Regions from separate parts of the Homo sapiens genome. Here regions 1 and 2 are each linked to region 3. The links are chromatin contacts, found by Hi-C or POLR2A ChIA-PET in ENCODE. All regions are on one chromosome and are shown on one strand. The core of a region is the stretch at or near the end of the contact, and the rest is flanking DNA. Distances in the headings are between cores, read along the strand shown.

What was found. Hi-C counts contacts between places; a loop is a spot of excess contacts on that map. ChIA-PET counts read pairs that join two places held with the same protein, here RNA polymerase II (POLR2A). Pooled maps may share reads with other maps.
Region 1: a map of naive thymus-derived CD4-positive, alpha-beta T cell shows a loop between it and region 3 (7-fold over the local background). The contact joins the promoter of TJP2 here to the promoter of SMC5-DT in region 3. A Hi-C loop is called at or near these places in 1 of 168 maps with a recorded cell type or tissue (naive thymus-derived CD4-positive, alpha-beta T cell), 4 of 37 single-sample maps with no recorded cell type and 12 of 50 pooled maps. POLR2A ChIA-PET finds 5 or more read pairs at or near these places in 1 of 52 experiments (GM12878).
Region 2: a loop to region 3 is called in a pooled map, with 31 times the contacts of the local background. The contact joins the promoter of CEMIP2 here to the promoter of SMC5-DT in region 3. A Hi-C loop is called at or near these places in 2 of 37 single-sample maps with no recorded cell type and 15 of 50 pooled maps. POLR2A ChIA-PET finds 5 or more read pairs at or near these places in 2 of 52 experiments (CD8-positive, alpha-beta memory T cell and HEK293).

The regions. Positions count from the first base shown.
Region 1 is chr9:69,172,739-69,175,831 of GRCh38, forward strand. TJP2 (tight junction protein 2) reads left to right here and starts at 1,539. Exons shown (of 23, transcript NM_004817.4): 1 at 1,539-1,694. The coding sequence starts at 1,635. RefSeq lists a silencer at 1,128-1,557 and an enhancer at 2,448-2,637.
Region 2 is chr9:71,766,380-71,769,785 of GRCh38, forward strand. It overlaps CEMIP2 (cell migration inducing hyaluronidase 2), which reads right to left and starts at 2,134. Exons shown (of 24, transcript NM_013390.3): 1 at 1,978-2,134. RefSeq lists enhancers at 1,792-2,473, 2,474-3,155 and a silencer at 2,229-2,898.
Region 3 is chr9:70,257,158-70,260,346 of GRCh38, forward strand. SMC5-DT (SMC5 divergent transcript) reads right to left here and starts at 1,717. Exons shown (of 4, transcript NR_039990.1): 1 at 1,239-1,717; 2 at 758-778. SMC5 (structural maintenance of chromosomes 5) reads left to right here and starts at 1,821. Exons shown (of 25, transcript NM_015110.4): 1 at 1,821-2,106. The coding sequence starts at 1,922. RefSeq lists enhancers at 1,388-1,577, 1,908-2,107 and a silencer at 1,648-1,867.

The sequences.
Region 1 (3,093 bases), core at 289-2,788, 1.1 Mb before region 3:
AACAATTTTTAAAAAATAGAGATGGGGTCTCACTATGTTGCCCAGACTGGTCTCAAACTCGTGGGCTCAAGTGATTCTCCTGCCTTGCCTTCCCAAAGTGCTGGGATTACAGGCATGAGCCACCGTGCCTGGCCAGATTTGGGAAACATTTTATAAATAGGTGCTTAGATCAGGAGAGCAATGCCTTACATCAGGAATACAACCAAAATGTCTAAGTCCGGAGACTCGAGGCAAAGTGGGAAACGTTACTCACAGTGCTTTTTATCCAGAGGCGTGGACTTAGTTACTCCAAAGGAGTCCAGAAGCATAACACTTCTGGAGAGGCATCTACTGGACTTGTTTTTCCACGAAACTTCTAGACTTGTTTTGATCAGGCAGGAAGTGAAGCAACTTTTCAGGGAGAGAGCCCAGCATCTGCATCTCCTCTGGGACAGACCACACCTTTTACCTTCTACTTGTGAGCCTAGGACGAGTTTTGCTTTCCAATTAAGGGAAGAGCAGGGCAGGCAAAACTATTCTCTTACAAGATGGTTTTTTAAGATTTCAAACCCAAGGTTATATTTTTAATCGGTACCTGTTTGGATTCTCCAAATTAATTTATATGCTCTTAAAATAAAGACACTTAACGTCACTGCACAATTCTTTGCACATGGAGGACTTCGAAAGGAATAAGCACACTGAATTGCATTAGATGAATCCTGTCAGATAAGCACTTGTGACCTACTGGCAACCTTTTATAAGCTGATGATGGGAGAGGAGTTTCAATCTCTTTATTGGAGTTGTTGGAAATGTGCCAAAGAGATAACCTGGAATATATTGTCCTGAAAAGTCCTGTTTTAATATTTAATACGAACATCTTATAACCCTCGGAATTCGGGTAGGCAGTTGTTGGGCTGAGAAATGTGGGGTACAAGGCCGTGTATGTGTTGGTTAGCCGGGCAGGCCTCTAGACAGGACCTAAAACTTTGAGGTTTTCCCAGTTCGACTCTTCGTAGGAGAACTGAAGCTGCCTGTGTGAGGCCCTGCGAACCTCGCCAAAAAGTCTTCCTACAGGATGCCCCCGCGACCTCACCGGGGAAACACCGCGGACAGTCGGGCCAGCAGCGCCCGGAGCTCACTCCAGGTCTCCAAACTTGCAGCACTTCCCAGAGCGCGCGCGCTCGGAGCGGGACCTGCTTGCTCCAGTGCACGCCGCGGAGCGAACCATCGGGCTGGCGGGGGTGGAGGGGTGCAGGCGTGGGGGCTGCGGGCCGCTCGGGCCTTGGGCTTCTCCTGCCGCCGCCGCCGCCTCCCGCCCCCGGCCAGGAGTCGCGCGTGACGCGGTTCGCCGCAGGAGCCTCGAAGGCGCGGCGCCGGCGAGCCCTTCCCCGGCAGGCGCGTGGGTGGTAGCGGCCAATTTGACAGTTTCCCGGGCCGGGCGGCCAGCGCGGAGGCGCCACGCTCGGGTCGGGGGCGGGCTGACGCCGCCGCCGCCGCGGGAGGAGGGACAAAGGGGTGGGTCCCCGCGGGTCGGCACCCCGGCGGTTGGGCTGCGGGTCAGAGCACTGTCCGGTGGTGCCCAGGAGGAGTAGGAGCAGGAGCAGAAGCAGAAGCGGGGTCCGGAGCTGCGCGCCTACGCGGGACCTGTGTCCGAAATGCCGGTGCGAGGAGACCGCGGGTTTCCACCCCGGCGGGAGCTGTCAGGTTGGCTCCGCGTAAGTGCCTCCTTGTGCCGCGCGGTTGGGAGGAGGGTCGTGAGCGTGAGCGTGGGAGCGCTGGGGGCTCTGCTCGCGTGCTGCTCTGAAGTTGTTCCCCGATGCGCCGTAGGAAGCTGGGATTCTCCCATCCGGACGTGGGACGCAGGGGAGGGGTAGGTTTCACCGTCCGGGCTGATGACTCGTGGCCTCCGGGGCTCCTGGAACCTTTACTCTGAAGTCACTTGGGCTGGAGATTAAGGCGCGAGTAGGGGACACTGTCTTGAACCCGGTGTCCTGGATTTCTGCTGGCTTGGAGGCATCTCGTGTCTGTTGTGTCGCTTGCATGTCTTTGTGTTTTCCTTCTCTATTTCAAACCACACTCGGTATTGATGCAAAGTTACAGGCTTGTGTACGTGAGAGAAACTGAAAACTCATCACAGAGCAGAATCCCTTTTCCCTTTCAATCAGCTGCGTCTGTAATAGAAGTAAAAGTTGTTTTTTTTTTTTTTTTTTTCCAGTAGGGAATGGGGATGGAGGTTTGGAAGGACCCACAAAAGAGGAGTGTGATGAATGCTTTGTATTCTAGTACTAGCCTACCTGTCACCAGTTCTTTTTATGTCTTCATTTGTCAAGTTTCTGCTTTTACACGGTAGTTTAAGTTATAAATAATCAGGGATTTCTACCACAGGGTTTTAACATTCTTGAAATGTGGACAAACTTGGGAGTGAGTGCTCCCGCGCTTAGTAATGGAATACAGCCTCCCACCTCTATTTCAGCTTCAGTTCTTAGGCTAGGCTGCTTTTCTGGCAGCTGTCTGGCCTGAGTAATGATGGTTGTGGTTTCCCTGAAGTTCCCAGCGGAGAGTCATCCCATGATAGAAACTGCCTTGCGCTTCTCACTCACGCTCTCAGCCCGGGGAATCCCAGCGGGGAGGAGGGAGGGAGGTCGTTTTCTTCAGCTCCCCAGGTGGTCTGTGCTGGGTGTGCTGACGGTCCTTTTGGGAAAACAGGTCCACCTTTGCCAGCGTAATTCAGAAAGAGATGTAATTTTCTGAGAGCACACACCTGGGCAGGAGATCGCTTGAAGTGAGAAATTCGTAGTGGTAAATGTATTTGTAGCAAAGTACCACTGCATATCCTGCTTGAGAGGATGAAATTTGATTATTTAGTAAGTTTTCATGAACAACTCCACTTCAGTGTGGGGATTACGCAGATGAGCAAGAGCGTGGCTCTGTCACACAGTCCCGTTGGGAAAGCCTGCAACTCATTAAGAATCCGATGAGTGCCATTTAGAAATGTGGACAGGGTACTGGAGCTTCCTCATTGTGGGGAGATGGCAGAAGCGGAGGTGCTTTACTAAAGCACCGGTGGCTTTTGAGGTGTTTCTTGTGTTTTTTTCAGAACTACTTCTGCAGTGG
Region 2 (3,406 bases), core at 884-3,383, 1.5 Mb after region 3:
TCCTCTTTCTAAAATGTGGCTTGTCTTTCTCAATTTCAGAAACTTGCCCAAAGCATGTAGCTCTAAGCAGTACCCTGTCAACTTCAAGATAATGGCCCACAAGACTACATTACCCTCCAGCTTGTCTTTTCTTGATAGCTGTTTGAGGACAGCATTGATTAGGCCTATTAGAACATGACTGAAGTGTTGCCCCATTCTGGTTTCCTGTTATGAATCTGACATTTCTGAAAAGTCACTGGTTACAGACTAGATCAAGGAAGGAGACTACTCAAATAATTAACTGTGACACAGAATATCCAGATAAACACCATGTAAGAATTTACAGATTCTATTTCCCTGTCCACACACAGGAGAGTCCTCAGCTCACTATCTCATTCACAGGTTAATAAGAACAGGTGATGACTCAGAATTCGCTTCTAATCTTAGTTTTCTGAGCCTTTAAGCACACATACATCAGAAAAAAACAGCGTCAGGAGGACTGAACAGAAAGCCAGAAGACAGATTTCCAGTTCCGCCCAAACTGATCCTCTAATGCAGGTACACAGAAGCTGGGGGAAGTCATTTCGGTGTGAAGAGAAAAGCACTCTAAAGTGCTACCCAATGTTTACTAAGCAGAGGACATGCCTACTACACATTCTTCTGCTTTGCCCAGAAATGCAAACTAAAAAGAACCCTTTGTATAGGTAATCAGACCCACAACCACAGTATGATACCCAGACCAATTCTGAAAAGAACAAGCGTCCTTCAAGGGTCAAATAAGCATTAGTAGCTCCATTCTAGCCAACCAAAGAAAGATAAGGCTAACCATTTTAAAGGTGTTTTTTTAACACTGAGCCATTTCCAACAGATTTGCCTGGCTGCTCTGGGGAGTCAGGCCTCCCTCAGCTCAGGTGAAGCCTCTACCCTTTCCCCTCTCTCTAAATTCTTCTCACTTTTTACCGGGAAGAGCAGCACATCTCAATACATGCAACTGTGCAGCAGCGCATCACTCTGTCACACTGAATCAAGGGGAGTGAACTCAAGGCAGTGAGTAGCTCATGTGCACAATGAAAGTTTTAAAAATTATTAGGCAGTCTATCCTTAATCCCAACTGCTGATAAAAGGAGATATATATCAAAGTCTGTTTTCCTAACCTGCGGAGAATTCAAGTGAGCTGTTTCCGCTCCAGGTCGAAGTCTGGTGACACTCATCAACCCTCAGCAGAGAGCATCCAGGGAATTCAGGACCTTGGTTTTATCGCTAAGGGTGTAGCCACTAGTGCTATTAACAGCAGCACTCTGGGTCCTCACAGAGAGGGCCCCCCTCCTTTACCAGGATCTCCCAACTCTGCAGAGAAAAGCTGGGAATAGGGTCCAGGGCTAAGGCTATTCCCCAGATTTAAAGGAAGCTGTACACGATTTTAAAGCCTCACCTTACCTCAGCTAACAGAGAGGCAGGGGGCGGAGGGCGGAGGACCCACCAACCCAGGGGAATTGTAAGGAGACAAAGATGACCCCAAACGCACAAGCGCGCGCGCACTGAAGCCCGGACTGCAAAGCACATTCCATCAACCTTTCACTGTAATCGGCTTACTGTGGGGTTTATCCCCTCACCCCATCCCTCTCCAGAAAGTTTAAGGCTGTTCGCACCGACTTTGAAAGGTCCATTGTTCCCTTCCCCGTAAACGTAATGAAAAGAGAGAGTGGAGAGAAAGAAATCAAGACACCGTTCCCGAGGACCCTTTCTTAAGAAGAGAGGACTGACTCCTGGGGAGTCGGGTCAGTCCCAATCCAGAGATGAAACCGGGAAAGGAGGCGCACGGGGGAAGGGCGGGAGGACGTTTTCCTTTTCGGCAGAAATGCCCAACGCCGGAGCCGGCCAGGCCGCCGGGAGCAGAAAAGGTGGGCGAGACCCGGGTCTGCGTCCCCGCAGTGGCCCCCGAGGGCAGCAAACGAGGTGGAGCGGGGTGGGGGGGCGGGTGACCGAGTCGCTTCTTACCTTCCCCTACCCCGCTTAGCGTCCGTTAACTCAGGTGCCTACACAGCGGTCCAGGGAGACGGAGAGGAGTCCCTGGCGTCCTCGGGTCCAGATCTCCTCTCCATGGCCAGGAAGCCACTCGATTGCCGGCGCCCGCAGCTGCCGCTCGTACTCAACTGGCAGCCGCAGCCTCTGCCTGGAGGTGAAATACTCTCCTCCCGAGAGTGACGCGCACTTCCCTCCGCCTCCGCCTCCTCCTCCTCCTCCTCCTCCTGCCCCGAGCCTCGGGGGCAGGGGCCTCGGCTCGCTCTCTCCCGGAGCCGCCGCTCGGCTTTCTCCGTTCCTTCCCCTCCGGGAGAAAGAGGAGGAGAATCGTGGCCCGGGCGGCGCGGGCCTGAGCGTCCCCGCGACAACAGGGGAGGAGGCGGCGGCGCGGGGCAGAGTGGGGTCCCAGGAGTCGCTCTTGTCCCTGGTCGGCGGGCGCCGCGGCTTGCTAGGGTCGCGCTCAGCCTCCGCCGGCCAGACAAGCAGCCCGGCTCGGCTGGGCCGGGAACTGTGGATTGGGCGGGCGGGCGGGCGGGCGGTGGAGAGCGAGGGAGGCGGAGGGAGAGGAGGAGCCTGCCATCAGAGGAGGCGGTGGCCCCGCCCGGCCCCTCCCGCCGGCCCCGCTCCCCGCGAGCTGCGAAAGCGGAGGCTCAGCGCCACTCGCTGCCGCGCGCTGGAACAGCGCCCGAGCGCACTGCCGGCGGGGCAGAGCCCCAGCCAGCGCCCCCCGCTGCGGCTGCAGGCTCCTACCCTTCCTGGGCGCGCACACCCGCCTGGCCGAACCGGAGCCTGTGCCTCCAGCACCCCCAGATAAGGCTGGTACTGCGCCTGTCACTCCCTGGCTGAGCCTGACACTGCGCCCCCAAAGTCCCCTGGCTGAGCGTGACTGCACCCCATCAACCCTCGGCTGCGTCAGACTTTGAGCCCCATCACCCGTAAAGAGATTTCCACACTCCCACAAATGTTCTGAGCGTCCAGTCACAGCCCCTACCTGGCCAGGCGCGAGCGCCAGGTTCTCAGCGCTGTCAGAAGAACCAGCCTGCTCTGGGACACAGGGCAGCTCTTCTGGTCCCTTGGAGCAACCCCAGCATCCCGCTCGCAGGCCGGAATAAATATACTTAGGTCTTCCCACGCCCCCTACCTGCGCCACTCTGGAGTGGCGGCCGCTTGCAGAGGTGGCGCCGAAAGCCACGCCCCGGCCCACCCCAGTGCCAAAACGCCGCTCTGAGGACACCGGCACCGGCCCTGAAGCAGCCCTGCCGCCGCCACCCTGCCCCCTCGCTGGAGCTGCTCTCACAGCCTTGGCTCTGGGTGAGGGCGCGGCCCGGGCTGGATCACTCAGACGCACGAGGTCCCGAGCTAGTGACAGCTGCAGGACTGCCAAATCCGGGCCGTCGTCATCCTC
Region 3 (3,189 bases), core at 467-2,966:
GCAGTGAACTGAGGTGGCACTACTGCACTCCAGCCTGGGCGACTGGGTGAGACTCTGTCTCAAAAAAATCAAATAAAAAAAATCAAATAAAAAAATTAAAAGCTTTAGTCAGAACATGGCCCTCTCCTGCTTAAAACTTTGCAATGGCTTCCCATTGCTTTAAAAATAAAATTCAGGCTTTTCCACGATGGACAAGGTTCTGCTCTGCAACCTTGTTCACTGCTCTGCAGCAACACTGGCCTTCCCACCTCAGAGCTTTTGTCCTTACTGGTATGTTCCAGCAAAATTCTTTTGCCTGGGGTGCTCTTTTCTCAGATCGTCACAGTTTCTTCTCGTCCTTCAGAGTTTATCTTAAACACCACCACCTCTCTAAGAGGCCTTCCGTACCTCCCACCCATCAGGTTCATTTTGTTTTCTTCCTAACACCTGTCACAGTCTGACATTATGCTAATCATTTGTTGTGTCAGCCTTAAGTAGTGAAATTCAGAAAATATCATTAAGTATAGAGTTTATTCTAACGCAAAGCTTGAGGACAGCCACCTGGAAACACCAACTCCAAACAAATAGGGTCAATGTTCCAAAGTGAAGTTAAGGTTTCATTTACACAGGCAGAAACAGAGAAGGTTCAGCAGGAGTACATTTTCAATACAAGAGCAGTGCATAAATTACAGCGATTAGATTAGTTATAGATAGCTACATTCCAAGGAAGATAACTATATTAATTTATGAAGGGGGTAGTGATCTGAGGGGGTCTTACCTCTGTCTCTGTTTGGTCTTCCTGATTATAGGAAAAAACAAGGCAGACATTGCAGCTGTATGCCATGGGACTCAGGCCCCATCGCCACATTCTTCGCAAGGCTCAGAATAATTTAAAGTTCCAACAGCTTTAAGTTTGAATTATTTAATTTCACAGTTGATTCACTTGTTCTTTTCCTGTCTCCCACAATAGAAAATAAGCTCCCAGGGATGCAACCTTGGCAGGCTCCTAAACTGCCACGGCTCCAGTTTCTTGTAGATTAGATATTCACTGTTGGTTAAATGAAAGAAGTTCTAGACAGGCCTCGGTGTGCTGCCTCCTCTTTAACGAGAGGGCTTACTAGATGAATGTGAGCAGACGGAAGCAGAACACCCTCTTAATGAAGGCAGCGCATTCCAGCTCAGGGATTTCTAGAAACCTCGGGGGCGGAAGTTTAACCAGAGAATTAGGAGGCAAGGGGAAGAGTAGCAATGAGGTTAACCTGTGCAGTGTAGTCATTTCACGAGTTTGAGAACGCCTAGCACGATGCCTTAACGGAGCGTCGGGCACAGAGTCATTTGGGAGGATTTCTTTTTCGGATTTTTGAGACAGGAACCTGATTTGAAGCAACAGGGAAGAACACCAAGAGGACGAAGAGCCAACGACGGGCGTGCCCGGGAGCTCTCACCTGGAAGGGGTGGGAGCAAGCAGGGCCTGACGTCCTCCCGCCTTGGCGGCCGTGGACGCCCCAGGTGCCACCCACAGCAGCCTCCCACCACACATGACTGAGGCTCGGGAAGCAATAAAGTGGCTTTCAAAATACTAAACGCAATTGAGATTTTTTCCTGAGTTAAAACAAAAAAAAAAAGGAACTGAATGCCGAAATATACGGAGAAGAAACTCCAGTTGCCACGTCCCCGAACGTCTCCACCCAGTCCTGCCTGCTGTTTCGCCCTCAGTCTGGGCCTCGCACAGCGCGGCGGAGCGCGGGAGGGGCGGGGCGGGCCTGCTGACGTCGCCGGACCTGAACTGCGCAGGCGCGGCGCGAGATCGCGGGAGCGAGCGCGCGGTAACAGTTCGCGGCAGTTCGCGCGGGAGCGGGGCGCCTGGGTGGATGGGCGCTTGGGCGCCTGGGCTGCCGGACGGTGGGAACGGAAGTCGCTGTGGGACGCTGAGGAAGCCAGGATGGCGACTCCGAGCAAGAAGACGTCAACTCCAAGCCCCCAGCCTTCCAAGAGAGCTCTCCCGAGAGACCCTTCGTCGGAGGTCCCGAGCAAGAGGAAGAATTCGGCCCCGCAGCTGCCGCTGTTGCAGTCGTCCGGGCCTTTCGTGGAAGGCTCTATCGTCCGCATCTCGATGGAGAACTTCCTGTAAGTTGCCCGGAGGCCGCGCCGCGGGTGTGGAGGTGTGCTGGCCAGCAGGCCCCGGGGCTCCGGCAGCGCGCGGGCGTGGGCGTGTGGGTGTGTACCTGGCTTGTGGGTCTGGCCTTGAATTCGTGCCGGGGTTCCCTTGAGGATTTTCCTACGTAGGCTGTGGAGATTGACGTGTATGATGTAGGAGATGTGTGCCTTGGGTGATGTGGTTTTTAAATTTAGTCAGCCAAGGTTTTCCAAAGGTGTCATGTAGCAGGTAGTGGTTGTAGGAGGGAGTAGGTCTCTGCCCGCTGGGAGTCGCGATCCATAGCGGCCCTGGTCTGGAATTCACAGAAGTATTGTCCCCGGGAACTTAAGAGGAGGCAACAGTTAATTCGGCGTGATAGTGATGCTGTGGCGGATTCTTAGGGTAGGCATTTGCCAGAGAGGAGTAGATAAGACGGTAAAGGTTGTTCGGGAATGGAGGTTACAGGTACAAAAAAATTAAACACTTACTGGCAATTGTTGGACCTCCCTACAAACCCTTGACCCCACTAAACCCAGTTTTCTTCCCTGGTTCCTCCCTCTCCCCTTCAGACAACTAGTTACCGCTTTAGAATTTAGTAAGTTTTAAATATATCATGTATTTGCCTAGCACCTTCCAGTTCATTTGTTCCAGGTCTTTTTTTTTTTTTTTTTCCTCTTTTTTTTTGAGACGGAGTTGCGCTCCTGTAGCCCACGCTGGATGGAGTGCTGTGCCGCGATCTCGGCCCACTGCAACTTCCGCCTCTCGGTTTCAAGCGATTCTTCTGGGTCAGCCTCCCGAGTAGCTGGGACTACAGGCGCGCGCCACCACGCCCGGCTAGTTTTTGTTTTTGAGACGGAGTGTCATACTGTCGTCCGGGCTGGAAGGTAGTGGCGCAATCTCGGCTCACTGCAACCTCCGCCTCCCAGTTTCAATCAATTCTCCTGCCTCAGCCTCCCGCGTAGCTGGGATTACAGCCAGCCGCCACCACGCCCAGCTATTTTTTTTTGTATTTTAGTAGACTCGCGGTTTCACCGTGTTGACCAGGCTGATCTGGAACTTTTGACCTCAGGTGA